Linked DNA regions of Homo sapiens: region 2 is linked to region 1. Evidence: chromatin loops called from intact Hi-C (ENCODE). Cell type or tissue: natural killer cell. All regions are shown on one strand. Each heading gives the region's core, and the rest is flanking DNA. Links, peaks and the distances in the headings are about the cores only.

The links. A loop is a pair of places that touch in the nucleus more often than their neighbours do. Peaks named below come from ENCODE experiments on the same cell type or tissue, not always from the same donor. Only the 100,000 strongest peaks of a DNase experiment are listed, where the experiment ranks them.
Region 2: it touches region 1 in a loop (10-fold over the local background); 1 of 110 quality-filtered maps calls a loop at or near these places.

The regions. Positions count from the first base shown.
Region 1 is chrX:337,888-340,792 of GRCh38, forward strand. PPP2R3B (protein phosphatase 2 regulatory subunit B''beta) reads right to left here. Exons shown (of 13, transcript NM_013239.5): 10 at 2,878-2,905; 11 at 891-1,009; 12 at 717-823. Among named protein-coding and RNA genes, the nearest start is that of LINC00685, 20 kb to the left of the region's middle. In natural killer cell, for the core only: no CTCF peak of the experiment used is centred there; a DNase peak (open chromatin) is centred at 1,424.
Region 2 is chrX:403,659-406,563 of GRCh38, forward strand. No RefSeq gene overlaps it. Among named protein-coding and RNA genes, the nearest start is that of PPP2R3B, 18 kb to the left of the region's middle. In natural killer cell, for the core only: no CTCF peak of the experiment used is centred there; no DNase peak of the experiment used is centred there.

The sequences.
Region 1 (2,905 bases), core at 85-2,584:
TTCACACCCCACAGGGAAGGTTACTCAAGAGGACCCCAGACCAAAACACAAAACATCGCAGAGGAAAATCTTCGTGGCTTTGGATTCAGAAATGAATTCTTAGATATGACACCAGAAACACCGCTGTAAAAATAACCAGTCAGTGTCTCCTCCTCCAAATTCAGAACATCTCTGAGACACCACGTGAAGAGGGGGTGAAAACATACGTCACAAACTGGGAAAAAGGCGAACACGTCGCAAATAAAGGGTTTGTATGCTGAAGACACGAAGAACCCTCACGCTCCGTGAGAAAGCAACCAGCCCAGGGCCTCTCAGGGCCTCCAAGGCTGGAAGGCCGAAGCGGAGGCTGGAATGGCCACGGGCCCTGCAGCCTGCCCAGCAGGTGCCAGCCGTGGGATAAGGACAGACGTCGTTGGCGAAACACGACTCGGCCTCCCCGTGCTGGGCCTGATGTGCGAAGCCTCGCGCCCAGGATCACAGAACCCCACGCGGGGAATGACGGGCAGACTGCACCGAGGCCCGGCCCTGTCATCGGCTGTCCTTACCTCACCGGCCCCGTGTCAGGTCTCACCCCGCCCCTCTGTGTCCGCGCACCCCACCTGACTGACCCCGCATCCCCCGGCTGCACACACACCCGTCCTCCCACTCACCCGTCCTCCCCACTCACCCGTCCTCCCACTGACCCGTCCCCCCACTCACCCGTCCTCCCCACTCACCCGTCCTCCCAGGGCTCTCCCGCAGTCTCCTCGGCCACCAGGATGTCGTACTCCTCGGCCGCGTACTTCTCCCAGTCCGAGAGCTCGGGGCCGCCGCTGTCACCGTCCTGGAGGAAGCACACGGGTTACGTACACGGCGTGGCGCGGCCCGGCCCGCGTGCCCGCCGCACTCACCCTGAGCAGGGAGATCTGCTCTTTCTGCTCGTGGTCGAGGTACTTCTCGATGTTGAAGAAGGTGTCGAAGAAGACGTTAGCCAGCTTGCAGCGCTTCAGGTCCTGCAGCGTGATCTTCCCTGCGGGGAGGGGAGTGCGTCCAAGGCGCGTGAGCCCGGTCTCACCTTCGGGGCCTGGGTGTGGGGTGCGCGCGTCCTGTCACACGTGCTTAAGGACGCGGCACGAAGCTCCGGGCTCTCACGCCACGTGTTTGACGTGAAAGGCGGACACGCGAGTGTCCTGGTTCTGGGTGGGGACTGAGGCGTGGGAGGCCGTGATGCGGAGGCGACTAGGGGCCACCGGTGCCCCAAGGATGCGTGGACTGGGACTAGCGCAGGGAGGCGCGGCCAGCAGGGGCGCTGCTGGATCTGAAATTACAGAGAACGGAGCTCCCCGTGCAGGCAGAGGCCAGAGGGTGTCCCGGGGACACTGAGCAGCAGGAGGCGCCCCATGGCCGGGGGGGGCAGGGCTGCAGGGCGGTGCCCGGGCCTCAGAGCCATTTCCAAAGTGAAAGTCCCAGAGCTGGATTCTGAGATGCAGAAGGAAGCCAGGCGGCGTGGACGGTGGGGCTCCCCTTTGCCTTAGAGGGCACGGGGGTGGGTGGGAGGAGCTGGGGAGATGGTGTGGGGGGAACAGGGGTGAGGGGAGGAGCCGGGGGGGGGTGAGAGGGGAGGAGCCGGGGGGGTGAGAGGGGAGGAGCCGGGGGGGGTGAGAGGGGAGGAGCCGGGGGGGGGTGAGAGGGGAGGAGCCGGGGGGGGTGAGAGGGGAGGAGCCGGGGGGGGATGAGAGGGGAGGAGCCGGGGGGGTGAGAGGGGAGGAGCCGGGGGGGTGAGAGGGGAGGAGCCGGGGGGGGGTGAGAGGGGAGGAGCCGGGGGGGGGTGAGAGGGGAGGAGCCGGGGGGGGGGTGAGAGGGGAGGAGCCGGGGGGGGTGAGAGGGGAGGAGCCGGGGGGGGTGAGAGGGGAGGAGCCGGGGGGGGTGAGAAGGGAGGAGCCGGAGGGGGTGAGAGGGGAGGAGCCGGGGGGGGGTGAGAGGGGAGGAGCCGGGGGGGGGTGAGAGGGGAGGAGCCGGGGGGGGGTGAGAGGGGAGGAGCTGGGGGGGGTGAGAGGGGAGGAGCCGGGGGGGTGAGAGGGGAGGAGCCGGGGGGGTGAGAGGGGAGGAGCCGGGGGGGTGAGAGGGGAGGAGATGGGGGGGGTGAGAGGGGAGGAGATGGGGGGGGTGAGAGGGGAGGAGATGGGGGGGGTGAGAGGGGAGGAGATGGGGGGGTGAGAGGGGAGGAGATGGGGGGGGTGAGAGGGGAGGAGATGGGGGGGGCGAGAGGGGGGGAGGAGCCGGGGGGGGTGAGAAGGGAGGAGACGGGGGGGGCGGGGTGAGAGGGGAGGAGACGGGGGGGGGGGGGGTGAGGGGAGGACCGCCTTGTGCGGCATCAGCACGAACGTGGCAACTGCTCCCTCAGCCCAGTGCCAACGTCCCCGGTGAGCTCCGGCCCTAGGTTCTCTAGGTCACCCCTCGGGGGGTGTCGACGCCCCGAATAGGAGGTTCTTGCACTGTGAGACTAGGCACCTGTGGTGCTGGCCCTCCTCACAAACTCAGTAGGACAGCGCCTCACAGGGACGTCCCCTCACCCTGGTCCGTCCCCCCTCCCGTCTGTCCCCTCACCCTGGGCCGTCCCCCCTCCCGTCCGTCCCCTCACCCTGGGCCGTCCCCCCTCCCGTCCGTCCCCTCACCCTGGGCCGTCCCCCCTCCCGTCCGTCCCCTCACCCTGGGCCGTCCTCCCTCCCGTCCGTCCCCTCTCCCTGGGCCGTCCTCCCTCCCGTCCGTCCCCTCTCCCTGGGCTGTCATCCGTCCCCTCTCCCTGGGCCGTCCTCTCGCCCGTCCGTCCCCTCACCCTGGGCCGTCCTCTCGCCCGTCCGTCCCCTCACCCTGGGCCATGCCCTCACGGGGCATCACCTTCAGTCCTCGGCTTGACCAGGTCCAG
Region 2 (2,905 bases), core at 86-2,585, 66 kb after region 1:
GGCCCCTGGGACCACATTGTGAAATGCAATCTGAGCATTCTCTGGGCAATGACGGTGCAACCTGGACAGGCTCGGGGGGTCCCCAGCGCAGACATTGAACCTCCTCTTTGTCATTTTCCTAAAGGTTGGAAGTAGAAATCGTCCTAAATCATAGCCACGCGATTTCTCTCCGGAAAGGACGACATTTGGGTCATGTAGGGTTCACGTCTGCAAACTCTGAACTTCTTTTTTTTTCTTTTCTTTTCTTTTTCTTTTTTTTTTTTTTTTTTTTTTTTTTGAGATGGAGTCTTGCGCTGTTGCCCAGGCTGGAGTGCAGTGGTACGATCTCAGGTCACCACAACCTCCGCCTCTCTGGTTCAAGCGATTCTCCTGCCTCAGCCTCCCGAGTAGCTGGGATTACAGGCACCTGCCATCATGCCCAGCTAATTATTATTATTATTATTTTTTGAGACGGCGTCTCTCTCCGTCTCCCAGGCTGGAATGCAGTGGCACGATCTCGGCTCACCGCAACCTCCACCTCCCAGTTCAAGCGATTCTCCTGCCTCAGCCTCCCGAGTAGCTGGGATTACAGGTGTGCACCATCATGCCTGGCTAATTTTTGTATTTTTAGTAGAGACGGGGGTTTCACCTTGTTGGCCAGGCTGGTCTCGAACTCCTGACCTCAGGGGATGCACCCACCTCAGCCTCCCAAAGTGCTGGGATTATAGGCATAAGCCACCGCACCCGGCCACCCCTGCACTTCTTTGTGTCCTTTCTTTCAAGGAAAGGACACAATGCTGGAATTATTAAATAAGTCCTCTTTGAGATAAACGGGAATGGTTCGTGTCTTGACAGTGAGCATTTGCAGTAGAAATCACGCACACTCAGCAGAGGGCTGCACAAGGCCAGCCGTGCTCCACCTGCCCCCCTCAAAAATCGGCCTCCGCACCTGCTGCGGCCATTTCATTACATCTCAAAACAACGTCAACTTATTTAATAAATAGGAGAATTTTTAAATCAAGTCCCGAGGCAGGATGTATAAACTTTAGTATTGATTATGCGTCCCTAAAAGCGCTCTCAGTAAAGGGACTTTGCTTCCTTTTCCTCAGGTTCCTATGAAGTCGTTTAATCCGTCTAACTCTTATTTTATGTTGTTTTCCCCGTTTTTATTACTTTATATGACAGTACATCTTTGTAGCCACAAACTCAATAGCATAATTGTGTGTTTTTTTTTCCCTGAGACAACAATGTGCTTTTTGTTCGAGGAGGTAATAATTCTTGACAAAATCTGTTTTAATGTCGTACCGAAAAAAAAAACAAACCCCACAAAACCCTTAACGGACATTTGTAGTCCCCATTGGATCTAAAACACTGTGATATTGTTTGTGTAATCTGCTTTTAAAGTCACCAAAAGTGCTTTGTTGTAAATACTCTGTGATAACATTTGCTTTGTTAACGTATTTTAAATGAAATATAGTTATAATTTCCCTCATGACATTTTCATTTAAATTTAAATGTCATGAGGGAAATTATAATTTAATTTAAAAAACGATTTAAATTTATTTAATAAATTTAATTAATAAATAATAATATATAATAAATATATAATAATAAATAAATAATCAAATTTGTTTAAATTTAAATTTATTTAAATTTATTCATTTATTTATTTATGTATTCATTTAGATAGTTATTTAAATTTATTTAAATTTATTATTATTTATTTTTATTTTATTTCATTTTATTTATTTTATTTTATTTTATTTTAGAGACAGGGTCTCCTTCTGTTGCCCAGCTTGGAGCGCACCTGTGTGATCTCGGCTCACTGCAGACTCCGCCTCCTGGGTTCAAGAGATCCTCCTGCCTCAGCGTGCATGCACCACCAAGCCTGGCTCATATTTTTTAGACATTTTAATTTTATTCAGGGTCACAAAGTTACCTTTTTTTTTTTTTTTTTTTTTTGAGACAGAGTCTTGCTCTGTCGCCCAGGCTGGAGTGCAGAGGTGCAATCTCGGCTCGCCGCAACCTCCGCCTCCCGGGTTCAAGCGATTCTCCTGCCTCAGCCTCCCGAGTAGCTGGGATGACAGGCACCCGCCACCACGCCCGGCTACTTTTTGTATTTTTAGTGGAGACGCGGTTTCACCATGTTGGCCAGGCTGGTCTCGAACTCCCGACCTCGAGTGATCCTCCCGCCTCGGCCTCCCAAAGTGCTGGGATGACAGGCATGAGCCACCTCGCCCGGCCACACAGTCACCTTTTTATGTGACGCGCATCGTGTAGATGGAAGAGAAATCAAACGGCACCGTCTGCCGGGGCGGGATTGCAGCCCGTTCCAATGTCTCATTTATTCCCCGGGTGCTGGGAGAGTCTCTGGGATGACAAGACTGATGGTTCCTAACCCAGGCCGGGGCAACGCATGACTTTTGACGCCTCGGAGAAGCCCTTCCTTCCTGGACTGTATTCTGACAGGGAGTGCGTCTCACGCTTTACCCGACGGCGCCCAGAGCGACCTTCATCGCGGCCCACCGGCCAGGGCCGTCTTCTGGATCTTCAGCGGCTTGAGGAACTTTCTGTCCCCTTCTGGGTTGACTGAATTTTTATCGCGAAAAGGCACTGCCTTTGCTCAAATGCTTTTCCTGCATTTCTGCAAATGGTCATGTGAGTTTGGCCCCTTAGCCATGAATACGGTGCGTCACATTCACTGGTTTTCCAGAAAAGAGCTGTATAGAGAGAGAATTTACACAGCTGACAATGTGTCCGTTTAAACTCTTCCAACCCGTGGCTTTCTGTATGCAGAGACTTGTGCCACCATCACCACAGTCTATTTTATTGCTTTACTTATATTTGTTTTTTTTTTTTTTTTTGAGACAGGGTCTCGCTCCTGTAGCCTTGGACTCTCAGGCTCAAGGGATCCTCCCTCCTCAGC